2 separate regions of the Homo sapiens genome follow, and region 2 is linked to region 1. Evidence: read pairs that join two places in POLR2A ChIA-PET (ENCODE). Cell type or tissue: endothelial cell of umbilical vein. All regions are shown on one strand. Region 1 overlaps INO80 (INO80 complex ATPase subunit). Region 2 overlaps INO80 (INO80 complex ATPase subunit).

Region 1 (5,000 bases):
TGAACCTATGGCTTTTCTTCAGAACCACAGTCTGACCGTTGACAGCAATCCAAAAGTTCTCAACAGTCATTCTCTGTTCTTGCCACAATTTGCCAAATGCACAATTATTGTATACAAGGAACAAGAACGGATGTGCTGACAGCACCATAACAAATCATCAGCCACTCTGTTTTTGCTACAAAGCCACAGGTCCTGGCTGTTTACTCCCTCTGCACTGCAGCCTGCCATTTCCCACCTTCAGAATGCTGCCAGGCCATGTCTCCTTCCACCACCCGCTCCCTGAAGCTGTGGCACACACCTTTGTTCAGTCTCTTTGTTTGGTCCTGTTTAGATTATTGAAATGCTCTTCTTTTTGTTGGTCTCCTTACCAACACAATCAAATGACTGCAGCTGGGACAGAATTGACTGCTAAGCCCTCTCCCTGGCACCAGACAAGGAGTACTGTATAAATTCCAAGTCTGAGCAGGCAGCAAAGCTTTCATAACAACTTTTAAGGTTTTATTCTTACCACAATTACCCTTCTCCAGTAATTGAATTCCCTAAGGTCTCTCAATTTTGATAGCTCCTAAACATTCACCACAGAGCTACCAATCAGCTTTAGACATACTTCTTTCCGTTCTCATTAAAAGCACAAGGTGAAAAAAAAAAAGACCACATATTTTTCAGCCCTTGAGTGAGGGTGGGCAAGCTAAGTTCGTAAGATTTCTGTAGCCTGCTTATCTTCTTTCTCCATTTAGATATACTCTCTTAGCACAAATGTTAATGCATATAAAAATTTGTTTTATGTCTGAATTTTGAGAAACTTCAATTATTTCAAAATCATGATTCAATGGTTTTCAAACAGTCCTGCCTCCCACATCTACTTTACTTTGCTAATCAGAATGAACTGTTCCTAGGATTAGAAAAGCTCAGAAATAAAGATGTGCATATACTTATAAAGACAGAACTCTAACATGACTAAAGGAGGCAAGAAGTGGTACCTGCTGTCAGCTTGTTATCTTGTTATTGTGTAGGTGGGGAAGGGAGAAGTGGATGGACTGGACTTCTTTGTACTGCCCTGAAGGAAAATGACTAAGAAGAAACACTTCAGCAACAGCCTTAAAACACTTCAGCAAAATGAACACTATCTCTGATTTGCTGGTGAGCATGGAGAAAATCAGTCTCTAGTATTTGTCCTTAGTAAGATATGCAGGAAAAACAGGTTTCTTTCTCTGAACACACTAGAGTGACTTCTGGGGCTGGTATTTGTTAGCCAAGTTTTTAGCAGTCACTTAAGTTGCACTGGACAAGAGCTCCACCTGTCGCTAAGCAGGATACAGAGACACAAGGAACACACTTCTCTGGAAATCCAGCTGATTCTGCTAAGTCAAACCTGTGCCCAGACCCTTCTTTAAAACAGGAGCTTTCTGGATCATTGGGTGTTAAAAATAAATAAAATAAAACAGGAGCTTAAAAAATGTTTAAATGAACAAACCTATCCTACTCTCTTACAAACTTTCCTACAATCCTATAGTACTTTCATTAGACACAGGTTTTTACCATCCACGGTGTAAGATCCTGTTCAGAGATAAAAAGAATGTAGCCTATGGCAGTAAAATTAGGGCAAAAGATTAAATAATATCTCATTTTTCCAAGGAAAGGGGACTTTTGAAGGGATTGTACATCTTTCTGGTGAAACATGGAGAAGAAAAGGTGTGAAACCCAGAAGATTTTGGTCAGTCTCTCAAGGAATATGGAAGCAACCCTTCTCAGGGAAAGAGAAAACGTAAAAGTATAAAGGAAAGAGAGATGATAAAGGGTTCCAGTGAGACACCCCCAACCCCCGCCCTGTCCCAGCTAGTCTACAGAGCACAATGGGGTGAGGAGCTGGTTGGTTCTCACAGTAAACAGCCAGTGAGGCTGGTGCTTTTTATCGATGCAAAAAGAACTCAGACGCTTCCTGCTATTTAAACAAGGTCCATTTTTCTTTCAAAGAACAGGAAAAGCCACAAGAGATTCCCACAACGCCAGCAATAAGCCATCTACTCCTGTAATGGGAACTTAGGAGCCAGAACCAAGAAGGGAGAAAAAAGAAGTAAGGTGCTATCTTGCTTCTTTCAATAACGGTGCTCATCTCTTGCCTGGGATTCTGTAGTTTCCTTACCAGCTTGCTTTACACTTAGGTTCCCCCACTGATTTTCAAACAATATATTTCCACTCACTGCATGTGCTTTAAGTCAGCTACAAGGCCATGTGTAATACTGCCTTCAGATACGCAGAAAGACATCTTGGAGTTCTCAAAGCACTAACAGGCTGGGGCAAACCCCTTGACACTTGACAAAGTTAAAATAAAGTGGAAAAACCAGGCCTTACACACTGGAATCCAGTTATCTCTTAGAGACAGAAGAAGACCTCTGTTGAATGCTTAGCTCTAGTTTATTTCCATTACATGCCAGTAAAAGGGATATAGTTGGCCGGGCGCGGTGGCTCACGCCTGTAATCCCAGCACTTTGGGAGGCTGAGGCAGGCAGATCACGAGGTCAGGAGATCGAGACCATCCTGGCTAACATAGTGAAACCCCATGTCTACTAAAAATACAAAAAATTAGCCAGGCGTGGTGGTGGGCGCCTGTAGTCCCAGCTACTTGGAAGGCTGAGGCAGGAGAATGGCTTGAACCCAGGAGGCGGGGCTTGCAGTGAGCCGAGATCACGCCACTGCACTCCAGCCTGGGCAACAGAGCGGGACTCCATCTCAAAAAAAAAAGGAATGTAGTCAAAATGTCAGAGATTTTGGACAACCAAAACTAACACTATAGCTCCAAGCTACCATTCCAGTTTGCCTGCAGGTGTAAGCAAAGAACGTGAGCCTATGAATTATCTGTGTTCAGTTTCCTTAAAAGTAGTCTCACTAAGGCAAAGATGAAAACCTAGTTTCCTTTCAACCCCCGACTTTGACCCTAGGGGATCTGGGAATCTGCTAGTATTTTGGCATAGAATGCACTGTTTTTCCTCTTGTTATCATTCAGATCTCTAGTGCTTCATGTAGGACACTGTTTATGCTATTTAAATGAGGCTTTCTGTGAGTGACGACATTCTCATTCATTCCACTGGCAATGGCACAAGACAACCGTACTCATTCAACCTAGAGCCTTTCCTACTAAGTTTATTTCTACCTTTTTTTTTTTAAGAGTGGCATTTCTTTCTCAGCTGTAAGCATGTCAAAGGAGTGTATTTAAGCACAAATCTAAAAACATTTCTCTCTCCACTCATCATAAATTACTAATATTCTTACCTATGAATTACTAAGGCCAAAAAAGGAAGCAGAAACCTCAAGAACAGTAAATTCCAAATATCTGAAAGGACCACATGAAGATAACCCTGGTTCTCCCCTTGCCAAAGCGAGGAACACATTCCAAGAGGATTGAGAACTCACCTGGAATCCTGATGAAAGACCAGCCATTCTGAGGTCTGATGCTCCACAGACCTCCAGCTGGCTCTGGGAAGAACTGTGATCGTCTATTTAGCCAGTCTGCAGCCAGTTCAGGGGCCCCATTCAACAAACACTGCTTGGCTGCCAGACTCCCTCCTTCCTTCAGAACTCGCCTTTCATATTCTGCACTTCGGTCATTGCAGTAAGAATCCAATGGCACTGCGGTAACCTGCAGTTAAAGATTCACATGAGATGGCTCTTTCACGTTGTCCATACACACTATGCCTTTTGGGAACCTCAACTTTGAAATCAGACTAATGTGGATAGTTCTTAGACTAGTGGTTTTAAATATCTGTTCTGGCACACTAAGCTGTCCCTAATGAATGACTTAGTGAGCTTTTCCAGATAAAAAGCCAACCTCTTATAAAATGAAACCTGCAAACAAACTAAAGATCCAAAGAGAGCTGGAGTTTGCAGATAAATGAGAATACCAGGTCAGCAATAACTCTATTATATGCATATATATCTGATCATTTTGCCACCTCCCCTTCACTGCTAGATATTGTTCTTGGCAAAGTTCTCTTAACCATATGCATGATGGTGATGCCAGAAAGGGAGCTGCAGCTAGTCAGACTTCATTTAAAAACTAAAGAATATTGGCCTGGCATATTTGAAGTCATCTTTAATGCTTTTGTGGCAAAGCTCCCAAATTTATCAACAGCTTTCTCCTCTTCCCTGACCAGGTTGCTGACTGACAAACCTAATGGAAGAGAAACTTTCTTTCAGGCCATAAACTGGGGAAGGGGGAGTGCGGAGGCAGGGGAGGGTAGGGAAGCAATTGCCAGAGAGTAGCAGATTTGTTTCCTGGCTTGGCCAAAGGCTATACACAAATTCTTATCTCAATACAAGGTATAACCAAACAACACTCAGCTGCTGCTCACTCGATGGAGTAGAGGGCTCCTGCCAATTCAGAAACACAGATTTTATCCTTCTTTGGCTATCTGGGTTTATTCCTACTCTAATAGGCAGTATTCAGATACCTGTGAAGTCAACTGGTAAGGAACTTGAAGATGACAAGGCTAGCTTTTGTTAAAATGTGGAGGCTGTGATTATCTGTCAAGCCCACGCTGACAAATATGCTGAAAGCCCATTTCAGGTTGAATATCCCTAATCTGAAAATCTAAAACTTTGAGTGCCTACATGATGCACTAAGGAAATGCTCATTGGAGCATTTTGGGTTTGGGATTTTTGGATAAGAGATACTCAATCTGCATACGCAGAATTGCTCAGAAGAACCCTAAAGCTAGACTAAGACATGGGGAGAAACAGCGTATGAGAAGCAAAGGCCACAGCACAGGAGAGATCAGAACATAAAACACCGGCTGTATCTAGTTAGGTAGTTCTATCATTTCGTGGAAGTTAGGCACCAAGGGAACTTGATCTTGCTATTAACTTTTCTCCTTTTGTGTTGATCAAGCTTTAGGGAAATGGCTGTCAGGTTTTGGTACACATAAGGACCTCCTTTGAAGCGGACCAAAAGTGTAGATTTTGAACCAGAAGAACTGAGGGAGGGGCCAATAGACCTATGTTTT
Region 2 (5,000 bases), 71 kb after region 1:
CTGTTAAAAATCAAAATTAAATTAGCATGCACTGAGCTGTACACTTAAAGTCTGATAACTTTCCTATATGTATGTTTTATCTGAATTTAAAAAACAAGCAGGCCAGGCATGGTGGCTCAGCTGGGCGCCATGGCTCATGCCTGTAATACCAGCACTTTGGAAGGCCAAGGTGGGCAAATTATTTGAGGTCAGGAAGTCGAGACCAGCCTGGCCAACATGATGAAACCACATCTCTACTAAAAATAAAAAAAATTAGCCAGGCATGGTGGCAGGCTTCTGTAGTCCCAGCTACTTGGGAGACTAAGACAGGAGAACTGCCTGAACCCAGGAGGCAGAGGTTGCAGTGAGCCAAGATCATGCCACTGCATTTCAGTCTGGGTAACAGAGCCTCCATCTCAAAAAATAAAACAAAAATAAATAAAAAATAAACATAAAAAACAAGCAAATACTTGGAGCGCCAAGTACCTTACTGCTGGAGTTTAAGAAGGAAGGAACTTTTTACATCAAAAGGGTCAGATACTCTGTTAACCACTTCTACAGGTTTATAAGGTTCAGAATATTATTCCAATCTCTCTGAACTAACTTTGGACCTTAACTAATTGCTAGAAAATTCTTAGGTCTTCAAATATACTATTGCTCATTATGTACAACGTTCCACACTTGTAGAAATAGTCAGAAGGCGGCTGGGCGGGGTGGCTCACCCCTGTAATCCCAGCACTTTGGGAGGCCGAGGCGGGTGGATCACCTGAGTCTGAGACAAGCCTGACGAACATTGAAAAACCGTATCTCTACTAAAAATACAAAAATAGCCAGGCGCAGTGGCGCATGCCTGTAATCCCAGCTACTCGGGAGACTGAGGCAGGAGTACTGCTTGAACTCAGAAGGCGGAGGTGGCAGTGAGCCGAGATCACGCCATTGCACTCGAGCCTGGGCAACAAAAGTGAAACTCAATCTCAAAAAAAAAAAAAAAGAAAGAAAGAGTCAGAAGGCTTTGGTAACGGCATTCAAATAGTTGTCACTCAAAACTATCATCATTTTAATGTTAGTGTATGAAGAGCTTTCTAAGAGAGAAACACTACACCCAAAGAGCAACTGCATGAATAAGCAACACTAGAATGTAAGCATTCTGGCAATTCCTCAAAAGGCTAAGCAAGGTGTTTCCATATGACCCAGCAATTTCACTGTTAAGTATATAATGAAGAGAAACGAAAACACATCAACACAAAACCTGTACACAAATCTTCATACCATCATTATTCAAAATAGCCAAAAAGTAGAAATATGCTAATCATAGTTCATGAACTGGACAATGCATATATAAGATAAGGTATAAATACAACGAATATTTGCAATAAGAAGAAATGAAATGCTGATACATGCTACAACATTAATCAATCTTGAAAATATGACATTAAGTGAGAGAAGCTGGACACAGGCACATGTTGCATGATTGCATTTGTATGAAATGTCTAGAATGGGCACATTTATAGAAACAGAGCAGATTGGGCTGGGGATGGTGGCTCACGCCTGTAATCCCAGCACTTTGGTAGGCTAAGGCGGGAGGATCACCTGAGGTCAGGAGTTCGAGACCAACCTGGCCAACATGGTGAAAACCCGTCTTTACTAAAAACGCAAAAAAAAAGCCGGGCGTGGTGGCACACGCCTGTAATCTCAGCTACTCAGCAGGCTGAGCAGGAGAATCGCTTGACCCTGGGAAGCAGAGGCTGCAGTGAGCCAAGATCGCGCCACTGCACTCCAGCCTGGGCAACAGAGCGAGACTCTGTCCAAAAAAAAGAAAAAAGGAACAGAGTGGATTGGTGGTTGTCTGGACTGAGGGACAGAAAGAATGAGGGGCAACAGCTAAGAGGCATGCGGTTTCTTTATGAGGTGATGCAAATGTTCTGGAATTAGGCAGTAATGATAGTAACACAACTATGAATATATTAAAAAAACACTGAATTGCACACTATATAAGGCTGAAGTTTTGTTATGTGAATTACATCTCAATAAAGCTGCTCCACTGCTACCTAAAGTTAAAATGATGTATCTTTTTTTTTTTAAGAACATATCTTTTAGTCTAGTACATCCGAAGTATTAGTAGTTTAATTTCATTGATTCCAGAGAATTTTAGAAATTCTTTTTTTTTTTTTTTTTGAGATGAAGTCTTGCTCTGTCACCCAGGCAAGAGTGCAGTGGCTCAATCTCGGCTCACTGCAACCTCCACCTCCCGGGTTCAAGCGATTCTCCTGCCTCAGCCTCCTGAGTACCTGGGATTACAGGCATGCACCACCACGCCCAGCTAATTTTGTATTTTTAGTAGAGACACAGTTTCCTTATGTTGGTCAGGCTGGTCTCGAACTCCTGACCTCAGGTGATTCACCCGCCTGGGCCTCCCAAAGTGCTGGGATTACAGGCGTGAGTCACTGCGCCCAGCCAACTTTTTGTATTTTTAGTAGAGATGGAGTTTCACCAAGTTGGCTGGGCTGGGCTCGAACTCCTGACCTCAACTGATCTGCCCACTTCAGCCTCCCAAAGTGCTGGGATTACAGGCGTGAGCCACCGCACCCAGTCAGGAATTTTCTCTTTTTTTTAAGTACCAGGGTACATGTGCAAGATGTGCAGGTTTGCTACACGGGTAAACATGTGCCATGTGGTTTGCTGCACCTATCAACCCATCACCTAAGTATTAAGCCCAGCAAGCATTAGCTGTTTTTCCTGATGCTCTCCCTCCTCCTGCACCCACCTGCCCAGGCCCAGTGTGTCTTGTTCCCCTTCCTGTGTCCATGTGTTCTCATTGTTCAGCTCCCACTTACACTCACTACTGAGGATAATGATTTCCAGCTCCATAAAATGATGTATCTCTTTTTTTTTTTTTTTTTTTTTTTGAGACAGAGTCTCGCTCTGTCGCCAGGCTGGAGTGCAGTGCTGTGATCTCGGCTCACTGCAACCTCCGCCTCTGGGTTCGAGCAATTCTCCTGCCTCAGCCTCCTGAGTAGCTGGGACTACAGGCGCACGCCACCACACCCAGCTAAATTTTGTATTTTTAGTAGACAGGGGGTTTCACCATGTTGGCCGGGATGGTTTCAATTTCTTGACCTCATGATCCGCCCGCCTCGTCCTCCCAAAGTGCTGGGATTATAGGTGTGAGCCACCACGCCCAGCCAAAATGATGTATCTTTAATGACTATAAAGCAGAGGGTGAATATTCAGTTTGAAGTGTTTCTCCTGAAACTCTTACCTCCTTGTCTTTACTATACTTATTTTGGTGAAGTTTCTTATATTTGTGTAGTCGAAGCATGTTGTGAAGTTCTTCTCTGCTGAGATTGAGTTCTTCTTCATCATCGTCTTCACTCTGAGAATCAGCCTCGCTGGATTCATCACTTAGCAGAATGCTCTGAAAAGGGTGAAAATAGAAATGTATCTTTTGCTGTGAAGCAATCCCATTTATAATCCAAGCATTTTTTCCTAGATCCAAAACAATGACAAAAACAGCAGAAAGATAGTCACTCCAGTTCCCCTTATGACATGCTTTATAAATTCAACTGAAAAACATTAAGAATACTAATTAAACTTAGGGAATACAAACTAAAATGCAATAAAACATGGGACATGTTATCAGCAACAAGGCTAAAAATTCCTCTGAATACTTACAAAAGTATAAATAATACATAAATATCATATACATACAAACTATACATACATGCCAAACAGGAAGGCAAAAAAAACAACTACCTATAGGGTATAAAAAAATATAGAAAGCAAGCTGTAATGGCCCAAAAGGAGAAATATCCCAAATATCCATTTATTGATAAATGGATAAATAAAATGTGGAATATCCAGATAATGAGATGTAATTCAGCCATGAAAAGGAATAACACATGAGTAGGGGCTACAATATGAAGAATCTTGAAAATATTATGCTCAATTAAAGAAGTCAATCATAAAAGGTCACATTATGATAGGATTCAATTTATACGAAATGTCTAGGCTGGGAGTGGTGGCTCACACCTGTAATCCCAACACTTTGGCAGGCCCAGGCATGAGGATTGCTTGAGGCCGGGAGTTCGAGACTAGCTTGGGCAACCTAATAAGATCTCTTCTCTACAGAAAAAGACATGTGCCTATAGTCCCAGCTACTTGGGAGACAGAGGAGGAAGGATTGCTTGACCCCAGGAGTTCAAGGGTGCAGTGAGCTATGGCTGCACCACTGCACTCCAACCTAGGAAACAGAGCAAGAGCCTGTCTCCTAAAAAGAAAACAAAAACAAAAATTCCAGAAGAGGCACATCAATACAGACAAAAAGCAGATTAGTCGCTGCCAAAGGACAGAGGAAATAGAAAATGGAGAGTGACTACCGGCCGGGCTCAGTGGCTCATGTCTGTAATCCCAGCACTTCGGGAGGCTGAGGCGGGGGGATCACAAGGTCAGGAGTTTGAGAACAGCCTGGCTAACATGGTGAAACCCTGTCTCTACTAAAAATACAAAAATTAGCCAGGCGTGGTGGCAAGCGCCTGTAGTTTCAGCTACTCAGGAGGCTGAGACAGGAGAATCGCTTGAACCCAGGAGGGAGAGGTTGCAGTGAGCTGAGATCACGCCACTGCACTACAGCCTGGGCGACAGAGCAAGACTCCGTCTCAAAAAAAAGAAAAAAGAAAATGGAGAGTGACTGCTAACGGGTACGGGGTTCATTTCAGAATGTTAAAAATTTTCTGAGATTACATTGTAATCATGGGTATACAACTTTGTAAATACACGAAAAACTACTAAATTTTAACCTGTAAAAGGGTGAATTTGGCCAGGCACGGTGGCTCACACCTGTAATCCCAGCACTTTGAGAGGCTGAGGCAGGCAGATTGCTTGAGCTCAGGAGTTCGACACCAGCCTGGGCAACATGGTGAAACCCCCAAAAATTAGTTGAACGTGGTGGTGCGGGCCTGTAGTCCTACTTCACAGGGGTGAGGCTGGAGGATCACTAGAACCCAGGAGGTCGAAGCTGCACT

The links. Peaks named below come from ENCODE experiments on the same cell type or tissue, not always from the same donor. Only the 100,000 strongest peaks of a DNase experiment are listed, where the experiment ranks them.
Region 2: POLR2A ChIA-PET joins it to region 1 with 8 read pairs; 4 of 35 experiments call an interaction of 5 or more read pairs at or near these places.

What each region holds. Positions count from the first base shown.
Region 1 is chr15:41,017,489-41,022,488 of GRCh38, forward strand. It overlaps INO80 (INO80 complex ATPase subunit), which reads right to left. Exons shown (of 36, transcript NM_017553.3): 26 at 3,412-3,637. It overlaps INO80-AS1 (INO80 antisense RNA 1), which reads left to right. Exons shown (of 5, transcript NR_170322.1): 2 at 1,014-1,140; 3 at 1,975-2,074. Among named protein-coding and RNA genes, the nearest start is that of INO80-AS1, 3.2 kb to the left of the region's middle. In endothelial cell of umbilical vein, a CTCF peak has its summit at 1,317; DNase peaks (open chromatin) are centred at 143, 1,253, 1,883 and 2,983; H3K27ac peaks cover 2,046 bases.
Region 2 is chr15:41,088,789-41,093,788 of GRCh38, forward strand. INO80 (INO80 complex ATPase subunit) reads right to left here. Exons shown (of 36, transcript NM_017553.3): 5 at 3,239-3,394. Among named protein-coding and RNA genes, the nearest start is that of INO80, 25 kb to the right of the region's middle. In endothelial cell of umbilical vein, no CTCF peak of the experiment used is centred here; no DNase peak of the experiment used is centred here.